3 separate regions of the Homo sapiens genome follow, and all the other regions are linked to region 3. The links are chromatin contacts, found by Hi-C or POLR2A ChIA-PET in ENCODE. All regions are on one chromosome and are shown on one strand. Each heading gives the region's core, a stretch centred on a gene start or an enhancer-like site at or near the end of the contact. The rest is flanking DNA. Distances are from core to core; before and after follow the strand shown. Region 1 overlaps MPRIP (myosin phosphatase Rho interacting protein). Region 2 overlaps MPRIP (myosin phosphatase Rho interacting protein). Region 3 holds the start of LINC02090 (long intergenic non-protein coding RNA 2090).

Region 1 (3,631 bases), core at 973-3,472, 160 kb before region 3:
GATGGGAGGTGGACGGCAGGAGAGGAGGCTCACCGGGCACTATGCCCGCCTACCCCTCCCACAGCGGATGAGGACAGAGGAGCCTTGAAACTTGGGCAGTGCAGGCCACTAAGAGCAGACAACTCACACCCGGCCCTGGTGCCAGGCTGTCAGTGTAGCCTCCAACTGTGACTCAGCTCCTCTCGCAGATGCCTGCACGCAGGAAGCCACAGCCAGCAGCCCAGTGGGCTGGCGGCCAGGATTTTCTTAGTAAATGAACACACTGGCCTTTGGGTCTATACTTCAGTCTCCTCTAAGTTGGGCCAAACTGAGTGAGCCCCAAATACTGGATCAACTCTCAACACAGCAATAAAATTGAGTTTCTGGGCCCCAAAATTTGAAGGTATGACCCTGCTACAGGTGAGCCCACCAGAGTCTAGCCTTGTGTGAGAACCAAGTCCCAGGGCCAGGGCCCAGCCCCATGGGGGCAGCTCTCTACTCATCACACTCTCCACCCATCTTAAAGCCCTTGCGAGTGACGAACTAACTTTACCCAAAGAGAGGCCTGGCCTCTGTCCTAGCTCCTGGGAGGTAACTTCCAAACCTTGGAATTTCCTGAATGACTAGAGTCTTTGTTACTCATGGTGGTACCCTGGGACCCCACCTAACACTTCATGCTGACAAGACAACTCAGGGTAGAGGCTGGCCTGGCCAGAAGCAGGAAATTAGAGGAAACCCATTAAATCAGAGGGTTGGGGTTTGGGCCATGTGAAAGTAGCCAACCATGGCGGGAAGGGCTTTAGGTGGAGTTCAACTATGAGGACAACAACTCCATCAACCACAGCAGCTACAGAGCCTCCTAAAACTCAACACCGGGGCTCAGGTGGGCTTCCGGGCAATGCTCTGCGCACTGCCCCACATCAGGGCTAAGAGGACACCGTGTCCCCAAGGATGCAGAAACTTTTGGCATCTGTGACTCCCCCAGTCCCAGATTCTACTCCACATGGCTCTCCCTTGGCTGGTTCTGACTTACATACTTTCTCTATAATAAAACTCATTGTAAAGACAGTACTTTCCTGAATCCTGTGAGTCATTCTAGTGAATTTTTGAAACTGAAGGTGGTTTTGGAAACCTCCGGACTCACAACTGGTGTCAGAAGTGGGGGCAGGACTGGGCACAGTGATTCATGCCTATAATCCCAGCACTTTGGGAAGCCAAGGCAAGTGGATCGCTGGAGCCCAGGGGTTCAAAACCCTCCTGGGCAACATGGTGAAACCCTGTCTCTCTAAATAATGATAATAATAATAATAATAATAATAATAATAATAAGCTGGGCATGGTGGCATGCACCTGTAGTCCCAGTTACTCTGGAGGCTGAGGTAGAAGGATCGTTAGAGTCTAGGATTTCGAGCCTGCAGTGAGCCATGATTGTGCCACTACACTCAAGCCTGGACAGAGAGTGAGACCCTGTCTTGGGGGAAAAAAAAAGAAATGGAGGCAGATGTGGCAGTCAGGAGGACTGTGCTCTTAACCTGGAGTCTGGCTGACTGCAGGCAGTCCTTGATCCACACAGTTTTGAAGAAACAGCCAATAAGAACCATTTTGTCCTACCAATAAGATTTTTTTTTTTTTTTTTTTTTTGAGAACAGTGCAATGCCTTGCTCATCTGAGTACCTCACAAGATTTTGGGAAAAAATAGCCTTGTAAGTAAATGAATGAACAAACACATGAATAAGTGAGTAAAAAGCGGATGTAAATAATTGACTAACACTTTCATTCTTATTCCCCATACCCCACATCCTTCCAATTGCCCCAACTCCAGCATTACAAAAAACAAAAGAAAAAAGGAACCTTCAGAAACAAAAAAGCTTTAAGCAGTCTTCAGAAAAAAGATACTAACGTCTAATGTACTGTTCACATCACAAATTGGGGAATAGGGTCAGGTGCCACAGGACAGAGGTGTCAAGGGTAGTGGGAAAGACTAAGTGCTGACCATACACGCTGCATCAGGCCTGTCCAGAAGTGCCCCCAGCCCAGACATTAGGCACTCTGACATGCATCCCTGCCTGTCAAGCCTGTGGCCCCACTTCCATCCCTGGACTCACATGTATCTGGAAGCCATAGTTTCTCTGAACTGGATACTCTGTGACATCGTAACATGCGGACAAGTCAATTTCTCCATCCAAGTCGGCTGCCTGCCGAGGGAAGTGAGAATGTCTTGAGATTTTTAGGAAGTAGAACCAATGCCTAGATGAGCAAATTTCCGTAAGTGATTTTCTGCACTGACTTTACTTTTAATAGTATACACACTGACAAGTGAGGACACCGTCTATCCTACTACTGCATGACCCAGGCCCCTCACTGGGTGCAATCACACCACCATCTGTCCCTGTATCCAGCCAAAGATAGTCCACGCCAGTGGTCCTCAAACATGCTGCTGTTGAAATCCCTTCACACTCTTAAAAACTGGTGGCCCTAGAAGAGCTTCTGTTAGGTGGATTTCATCTATTGATGGTATTTACTATGTTAGAAATTAAAATGTAAATATTTTAAAAATTTTAATTTAAAAATATTTAAATATATTTTAAAATATATTATAAAATATATTTTATACATTTAAATATATATGAAAATATATATTAATATAAATGTAAAATTTAAATATATTTGTTCATTTGAGAATAAAATAAATTCATTTTAAAATAAAAATCTGATTTAACAATCAGTGATAAGAGTCACATTGCTTTGAATTTTTGCAAATCTCTCTAACATCTGTCTTCAGAAAGGACAGCTGGATTCTTGTTTCTGCATTCCATCTGTTCAATACGGAAGTTTTTTTTTTTTTTGAGATGGGGTCTTGCTCTGTCACTCAGGCTGAAGTGCAGTGACACGATTTCAGCTCACTGCAACCTCTGCCTCCCGGGTTCAAGTGATTCTCTTGCCTCAGTCTCCCGAGTAGCTGGGACTACAGATGACCACCACCAAGCCCAGCTAATTTTTGTATTTTTAGTAGAGACAGGGTTTCACCATGTTGGCTAGGCTGGTCTCAAACTCCTGACCTCAGGTGATCCGCCTGCCTTGGCCTCCAAAGTGCTGGGATTACAGGCATGAGCCACCGCCCCCGGACAACAAAGGAAGTATTTTTAATAGCTTTTTCAGGTAGTTGTGGCTGTTCTTTGACAAGCAGTAGGCTCTTAAAGGTTAACTGCAATGTGGTATCTGAAATCATGCCCATGAACTCTCTGTACTGTGTTACATTAAAACCCAGGCATGCTTTTGTAACATTAGGTACTGGTCACATGGAAAATATTGTTATGCACAGCTTCCAATTGTCTACACATTTCATTATGTAATATTAAAATATCGCCTTTGCTAATACCACCACCTATTTCATCAGGAGAGTGTAAGTAAAGGGAAGTTCATGATGGTGAATACAAATTTTCCCAAGTTCTAATTTTTGCTTGGAAGCTCAAATTATATCACTGGCAACAAATTCTGTCAGTTGTTTTCCTTAGAGGAATGAGCCAACTTGGTTCATTTTCATGAAAATATATGCCAAACACCCAAAATTAATGACCACAGTTTTGCCTATCAGTTGTTTTTCAAGTAAACGTGGTGCTCCAAAAGAAGCTGCTAGTTCAGCTGGCAACTC
Region 2 (4,031 bases), core at 92-2,591, 130 kb before region 3:
ACAGACTCAACCAATGGCTCCAGGGAGCCCCTCAGCCAGCACCTCTCCCCTCCCCTGCCTCTGCCTAGGGGGCAGGATACAACCATCTGTGTCTGGGTAGGCCTGAATCTTGTGCTGCGAGAGTAAGGGCAAATATCTAGGCTGTAACCCAAATCCAGCCAGAAGGAACGCCTCAGCTCTAACGCTGTCAGCAAAGCAACTCTGATGAGCTTCCTGCCCTAATTCTATACCTCCAGAGGTCAGGAATCCAGGTTTCCTAGGAGGCTGAGCTTCACCTAGTTTTGTTTGATTCATTTTCCAAAAAAAGAGACGGCCCTCTGTAGGCCATCGACTCTGCTATGTCACCAAGTTATGGGTTCAGCCCCCACATAGCCCTCCAGCTATCTGGAGCCTCTGGTCCTCTTCTGGGCTCCACCCTACCCCAGCTAAGGGGCAGAGTTGCTACAGGCTGCAGATTGTTTAGGCAGGAGGACACAGGACTCAGGCTTCTCTCCAAAGAGATGAGCACACCCTGCTCCTCCTGCCGGTCCTCTGTCCACAGGCCCATGGGAGGCTGGAAGCTCTGTGCACTGCAGCCAGGGCATCTTGTCAGAGGCCAGAGTGACCTTCCTGGGTTAGGATAATACTGCTATAGCAGCCTCTCCAACCGGGGACTCTCCACCACACCCCTGGCCCAAGCAGAAGCACTTTTGGGAAAACAGGCCTTTGTTTCTTGTTGACCCCATGAGTGTGGGAAGGCAAGCTTCTAAGAGCCAGAGGGAAACAAGAGGAAAGTAAGCAGAAATATGGTGAGAGGCTGTTTGGCGTTATCATCAGGAGGACCTTCCTTCCAGGCAGCTGCTGTTACAGAACCAGTCGCACGTGAGACCTGGGTGGGAGTCTTCCCTTTATCCCCCAATCCCTCATTCAGACCAGAAAACAGAGACCCAAGAAACAAAGGCTTTCCCCTAGGGCAAAGAATTACTCCCAAAATCTCAAGGTCAGAAAGGGGATTTCAAGGTGAAACCTGACTTCCCCCCACACCTGAGGTCCTGAGACAGCATGTTTCACAAACTCATCCAACCAAGGCCCACATGGAACACCACATTCACACCATGATGAGCACACACACAAGTGCACACATGCACATGAAATGGAAAACGGTGAGTCAGTATTTCTACCATGTGCACTGTATTTATTATTTTTTCATATGCACTGTGACCCACTTAAGGAGTATGAAAAGCTTTGTCTGCAAACTTTGGGGCTGAGCGGTCGCCTTGCTCATCTGCACTCTGGCAGGGACAGGCAGCTCGGCACGTTCTAGGGAGGACACAGGGAATTGCCTTGCAGTAGAAGCAGGAAGTGTATTCACCACTTCCTGGGTGCTCACTGTGGCCAGGCCCTGAGTAGCTACAGGTACTGATGACAGCTTCAGGAGGCAGGCACATCATTGTTCTGACTTTCAAATGTACAAGCTGGGGCTCCAAGTGATTATGGGACGTGGCACTCTGTGGGCCACCCAGAACAAGTGTGGTCCTCTCTGACTGGCACCCTTGCCCCTCTCTCCTTGGCATCTTTCCTCCCTGGACTTAACAATTGTTTGCACAAGGTCATGCCTAAGTTTATCAGAGAAACTGTAGGCAGGGCTACCCAGCCTGGACCACGTGGAGACTTGCCCAGCACGGCCCCTGCCTTCAGCCTGGCACTTCACTGAGCTATGGCCTGATTAGGCAGCGCCCAGGCAGGAACACCACCTCCCTCCTCCCTTGGGCTGGTGGGCTGTGCTGCAGACATGGTCTGGCTGCTCGAGCCAGGTCTAAGGAGAGGTCCTTCCTTTCTTTGGAATTCAGGACATTGGCTCCAGAGTTTTCTCAGGAAGGAACACAGCCCTTGGGGAGCACCAGCTGAGTTCCTAGGCGCCCCTGGAACCCACATCCTGGGAGGCACAACACAGGAGCAGGGCTCATGGGGGCTGTGTGGCTGGCTCAGGTCAAAGGTGGTCTCCCGGCTCTTCTTGCTGCAGCCAAACTGCTTCTAGGAGCCCGATCTAACAAATCACAAGCCCCTCTCTTTTGAGGAGGTGCTGGTGACTACCCCAAAGGCCATCAAGTGTAGAAAGGGCACTTAACTCTTGGCCCAAAGTCCCTCTGGGGCTGCAGACCTCCCCAGGGAGCAGCACTCTCCACAGACAGATATCCCCAAAGCCCAAGTCCTCTGAGGAAACTGGAAAGAGCCGCAGAAAAGGGGTCATGATCCCATGCAGGCCCAGAGTAAGCAAAGCCTCTGCCTGGCCTCTGTGCCACAACTCAGAGAAGTGTTAGGCCAACCACGCCTAGGGACTGACAATGGGCCTAGCAGGTACCCACCAGGCAGAACTCCCTTCCCCCTTCCCAGTCGTCACCGCCAGTCCTGGTGTACTCCACAGTCCTCATGGTTCAAAGGGCAGTTCCACAATCATCCTCCACACTGTAGCCTCCTGAAGCTGCATGGAACAGCCCCTAGGCTGGGCTGAGCCCTCATCCCAATGCCTGTCCTCAGGTGTCAGGTCTGATTCCAGGTCCTATCACCTCCTTGGGAAGGGAGCCATGATTCTGCACTCTTCCCCACCCTTCAGGTGTCCCACATGAAACCTGCATGCTACAACCTGGCAGACCCCAGAGAGGGTCCTGCAACCCCAGAGGGACTTTGGGCCAAGAGTTGGATGCCCATTCTACACCCGATGGCTTTTGGGGTGGTCCCCAGCACATCCTCAAAAGAGAGGCTTGTGATTTGTTAGATCAGGCTCCTAGAAGTAGTTTGGCTGCAGAAAGAAGGGCCGGGAGACCACCCCATGACCTGGGCTAGCCACACAGCCCCCGTGAGACTCCCAGGACCTTAGGCAGCTTTGGCCAGCCAGGGCTACCTAGGCTGGACCTACAGCACAGGCCAGGGAGACCAGCTCATGGGGCTTCCATCAGCCCAGGACAGGAGGAAGAGCTGGAGCCACAAACCACTGCTCTCCCAGCTGTTTCCCTCTGCAGAAGTTCTGAGATCTAAGGTAGACTCTAAGCAATCTGTTTTCAGAGCTCTCTAGCCAAGAAGAGCCTACCCTTGGAGTCAAGTCCTAGCTCTGCACTCACTAGCTCTGTGATTCTGGGCAAGTCGCAAATTGTGAGCCTCAGTTTCCCTAATGTAAAATGGTAGTAAATATAGGCCTCGTTTTGATTGTAAAGTGGTGTAGCTATTGTGGAAAACTTTAGCAGTTCCTCAAAAAATTACAGACAGTTTCCATATGACCCAACAAGTTGATTACTGGATATATACCCAAAAGAACAGAAGACAGGTACTCGAACATATACACAAATCATATCGTAGCAGCATAATTCGCGATAGCCAAAAGGTGGAAACAGCCCAAATGTCCATCAGTGGACAAATGGATAGACAAAATGCAATATTCATACAATGGAATATTATTTTATTCAGCCATAAAAAGAATGAAATCCTGACACATGCTCCAACATGAGCAAACCTTGGAAACATCACGCTAAGTGAATGAAGCCAGTCACAAAAGGACACACACTGTGTGACTCCATCTTGGTGAAATGTTCAGAAAAGGCCAACCCATAGAGAAAAAGCAGAGGAGTGGTTGCCAGGGGCTAGGGGAGGGGAATGAGAAGTGGCCTAATGTTTTGGCCTAGAGATTTCCCTTTGGGGTGATAATCTACCCCCTTCTGTCACAAGACTACAAACGATACTGCACAGCTGAAGCGGGACTCGAGCTCAGGCTCGGGATGGCACACCCGTGCCGCCTGCTGCTTCTCAGTGCACATCACCACTCTCCTACCAAGCAAGGGTGGTGGTCAGAAGACGATGGGTTCAACAACTTTCCTCGAATGTTTGGGAAGGAGGGAGGACAGTGTCGGGCATGTTCCGTCTTCTACCCTGTGGCAGAGAGGCAGGGCTCAGTGGACTGAGGAGCTCTGGGCATCATGGGCCACCGTCTTCTGCAAGGGGAGGGGGCACATCCTCTACTCAGAGACCATGGCCATCTACTTGTGCTAAGATGGCTGATA
Region 3 (3,697 bases), core at 514-3,013:
AAGTTTAAATCTCCACAAGACACTAGCAGCCACTTGTAGCATGCGAGCTGCATGAACGGATTCTGCCGCATGGCTCCTCCTTGGCTTTAGCCAGGTAGCACTCAGGTCAGCGCTACCCATCAGGGCCTTGCCTCATTGACTTCTGCCATGCCCAAAACCAGCTGTTTGGTCTGGGCCACACAGAGGCCCCACGGCTGACTCACCACACCCCTCATCCTGAGTGAGCGGTCAGCAGATCTTTCCTTTCCACTGAGAACGTGAGTTTCAGCGTGCACAGGAGTCTTGGTCTTGGCTGCCCAGTTAGTCACGTGGCCGCCCTAAACATCTGCTCCTCCTGTGCCAGGAGTGGAAGGAGCAGCTCAAAACCAAGCCCCATGCCACAGCAGGTGGGCCCACCTGAGATTAGCACCTCCCTTTCCACCAGGAGCCAAGAATACCCAGGTTGCTCATTTGAACCCATATGGTGAAGTTTCTCTCTCTCTCTTACTCTCTCGCTCTCGCTCTTGCTCTCTCTCTCTCTGTAATTTATTCTGTAATTTCGGTTTTCAAAAACAAAACCCTTCCATAGTACAAAGTTCTCAGACTGGGTGCTGTCTCCAGTGAGTTCCTTGTAAAACAAATACGTGTTGCTTGTGGTTGTACAAGTTGCACAGCTACGCCAGGAGGAAGTAGACAGCTGTGAACGAGCTGGGGCCACACCTGCTTTGTGGTGGGGCTGTCCCTTGCATCCTAGGATGGTTGGGAACATCCCTGGCCTCTACCCCCAGATGCCAGTAGCAATCCCTCCCACCCCCATCATTGAGACACCCCAGATGTCCCCAGCATGGCCACATGTCTCCTGACAGTGAAGGCAGAAGCACTTTGGTTGAGAACCGCTGGTGCAGAGCAGAAATGGCCTGATGAGAAGAGGGATGAGAGGCTGAGGTGCCTGCAGTCTCCCCTCTGTGTGTCTCCAATCCACTTTTGTGTTTTACATATGTAGGGAGGCATTATGAACAATGTCTAGTGCTATGTTGGGGTCCGTGTTTAAAATGTACTTACGTGCAGCTGTGCTCTGCCCTGCCTGTCCGCGCTCGTTGCTGTGTGGCTTGTGTCTTTGACCTGTTCTGTGATGCTCCATTACAAGAGCACATTGCATCACATTCATCCCTTTCCCGGTTACTATATCAGGCAGGACCTGGGCAGGAAACAGTGGTGCGGTCAACATGAAAAAGAGCTGAATGGACAGACTTTAGCAAAGCGTAGGCAGGGCTGACAAAAACAGTGCCACGTTGTCTTCCTGGGGTTCATGGTTTCAGATGCTGCTGCAGGGACTGTCTCTGCTCATGGCTCCTAGTGTCCATGTGCAGAAGCATCTCCAAAGGCCCTTGCAAGGGGACTCACTGGGGCCAGGTTATCCACAAACACCGTGATACTCAAAATCTAGTTTTACCCTAAGGAGGTAGGGGATGACTCTTTGGATCTAGAAGTGAAGGCACCTCCTAAGGGAATTTATCCTGAGTCACCTCCTCCTGGCAACTCACCCAAGGACTCCCCATGGGGCTTCCTCACACAGAGATATCCCCTACCATAGGAAAAAGACTCCTGGGTCCGGCCTCAGCTCCCTCTCGTTGGCTGTGCCTGTGTTTCTCACTCATCTGGCCAACCCACAGAAGTGGGTGGAGCCGGGTCTGTGCTGGGCTCTGGGGAGCATCTGACGAGTCACTGCAGAAGCAGCACTTTCTGCAGGAAGAACAGAAGTGTCTGCCTGTCTCTCACTTCCTTTTTGGGGCCTGGGAGGGTTGGCCTGTGAGTGGCCAGCTGCTATTTATGGGGCTCGACTGCTCTGTGTGAAACCCCAGTCTCTCTCGAGAGGGAAGAGTAGTGGGAAAGGGTGGTGCCAGGTGACATTGCCCCTGGTCTGGGGTACAATCAGCCCAGGTGCAGCGGTCACAACGTCAGAGTAGGGGGTGTAGCTCAGGGGTAGAGCATTTGACTGCACAACGTCAGAGTGAAACCCATCTAGGTCAGGATGGACGTGATGGGTTTCCTAACAAATCAACTCTGTGTTCCTTGTATTTGTAGACGCTCAGTGTATAGAGTGGGCTTTTAGTTGGGTGACCACATTCCAACCCCCCTGATTTGGACAGAAGGGGAAACTGAGGCCCACAGAGGCTAAGTGCCTAGTCTGAGGTCACATGCTGAGCTTGGGACATCAAGAGGACTAGAGTCCATAGTCTGGACTCTCATTCTAGTGCTCTGCCTTTTCATGGGGGTGGCAGGGTCACCCGTTTGGCGCAAAATTAAGCTGAGTTTCAAAGGCCACTGAGCATCTTCCCCAGCCCCAGCCATTCTCAGGGTCCTGGGAGGAGGACAACTGTCTCCTGTATTGTCTTGAACCCCTGGTGGATGGGCGGGGCAGGGGGTAGGAAGGGGCAGAGAAGGGGCTGTCCAGATGTGACACATCTGGAGTCTCCACATCTGCCCCAGGGGTGATGAACAGAGCTGCCCTCTCCCGCCTGTTCATGGTGGCCTTCGGTCATCTTTAGTTTTGTACCACCCGGGTTGCTTTTGGGTGTGCCTTGTGACCTGTTCTCGCTGGAATGAAATGGCCTGTGCATTCCTCCCTTCCTCCTCCTCCCTCTCCACCTCCCTCCCTCCCTCCTCCCCCATACGTGTACTGAGCCCATACTCTGTGCCCCTTGCCTTTGAGATGAATGGCCGGGGCTGTCCTAACTGAGGAGGCAAGATTTGGGCAAGCTTCCTGGGAGGCAAGCAGTCACCCAAGCACACATCTGGGCAGAGAGCATTCCAGGCAGCGGAACAGCACAGAGGGGAAGTTGTCAGCATTGGCCTGGTGTGAGCAGGGGAGAGTGGCAGAGGGCTCAGGGAGAGAAGGCCCAGGTTCAAGGCCCAGGGCCATTATAAAGATCCAGTGTTTAGTCAGAGCAGCTGGGGAGTGGCAGAGGTTCCTGGGCAGTGGAGGGCTCAGCTGTGGCTCAGGTGCTAACAGAGTACATGGCACCTGGGGGTGGGGGGGCCTCTGAGAAGGGGCTGGTAGGGGGTGGCTTGAAGCAGGCCTGAAGGTGGTAAGTGCTCAGATGATTTTGGTCATATTTTGAACGTAAAGCCAACAGTGTTTGCTAATGGATTGGTGGAAGGGAAGGAGACAGGGAGAGAAAGAGAAGTCAAGGATGACTCCGGGTACTTAGGGCCTGTCTTAGTTTTAGACCCAACCTCACAATTCTGGTGGGCATTGCCCTAATGGGGGCTATCCCTCTGTGGCATTCTTTGAATTCAAGGGGAGGCAGCCATACCCCCAAAGCTCTTGCACTCTGTGTGCCTGCAGAATTAGCAACACATGCATGCTGCCAAGGCTCACAGCTTGCACCCTTTGGAGCAGCAGCCCAAGCCACACCTGGGCCCATTTGAGCCACAGCTGGGGTGGCCAAGGAGCATCGTGCCAAAACACAAGGAGTAGAGACCCAAGGCAGCCAGCCCCTGGCCCATCCCCCCAAATCATTCTGCCCTCAAGCTCCAAGGGCCCTGGGCTTATGATGAGATGAGTCATCCAGATCTCTCAAATCCCTTCAGAGTCTTTCTCCCACTGTCTTGATGAACAGCACCTGGCTTCTTTCTAGCCATACTCATCTCCTTATCACATGGGCTCTTGGCCATACCCTTGGTATTTTCTCCTTAACACACCTTTTTATTCTTT

The links. Hi-C counts contacts between places; a loop is a spot of excess contacts on that map. ChIA-PET counts read pairs that join two places held with the same protein, here RNA polymerase II (POLR2A). Pooled maps may share reads with other maps.
Region 1: a map of gastrocnemius medialis shows a loop between it and region 3 (2.8-fold over the local background). The contact joins the enhancer-like site here to the promoter of LINC02090 in region 3. A Hi-C loop is called at or near these places in 1 of 168 maps with a recorded cell type or tissue (gastrocnemius medialis) and 2 of 50 pooled maps. POLR2A ChIA-PET finds 5 or more read pairs at or near these places in 2 of 52 experiments (BJ and activated CD4-positive, alpha-beta T cell).
Region 2: a loop to region 3 is called in a map of natural killer cell, with 2.3 times the contacts of the local background. The contact joins the enhancer-like site here to the promoter of LINC02090 in region 3. A Hi-C loop is called at or near these places in 1 of 168 maps with a recorded cell type or tissue (natural killer cell) and 1 of 50 pooled maps. POLR2A ChIA-PET finds 5 or more read pairs at or near these places in 2 of 52 experiments (H1 and Panc1).

Annotation. Positions count from the first base shown.
Region 1 is chr17:17,148,687-17,152,317 of GRCh38, reverse strand. MPRIP (myosin phosphatase Rho interacting protein) reads right to left here. Exons shown (of 24, transcript NM_001364716.4): 12 at 2,085-2,174. Among named protein-coding and RNA genes, the nearest start is that of PLD6, 56 kb to the left of the region's middle. RefSeq lists an enhancer at 1,898-1,977. Within about 2 kb of position 2,222, at least 8 of the 41 ENCODE cell types and tissues checked have a DNase peak (open chromatin) inside an H3K27ac peak, as active enhancers do.
Region 2 is chr17:17,116,966-17,120,996 of GRCh38, reverse strand. The region is part of intron 3 of MPRIP (myosin phosphatase Rho interacting protein); the gene reads right to left. Among named protein-coding and RNA genes, the nearest start is that of MPRIP, 77 kb to the right of the region's middle. RefSeq lists an enhancer at 1,242-1,767. Within about 2 kb of position 1,341, at least 24 of the 41 ENCODE cell types and tissues checked have a DNase peak (open chromatin) inside an H3K27ac peak, as active enhancers do; they include natural killer cell, where a contact is called at or near this core.
Region 3 is chr17:16,986,395-16,990,091 of GRCh38, reverse strand. It overlaps LINC02090 (long intergenic non-protein coding RNA 2090), which reads right to left and starts at 1,763. Exons shown (of 3, transcript NR_146886.1): 1 at 1,569-1,763; 2 at 1,042-1,177. RefSeq lists enhancers at 1,421-1,640, 2,273-3,103.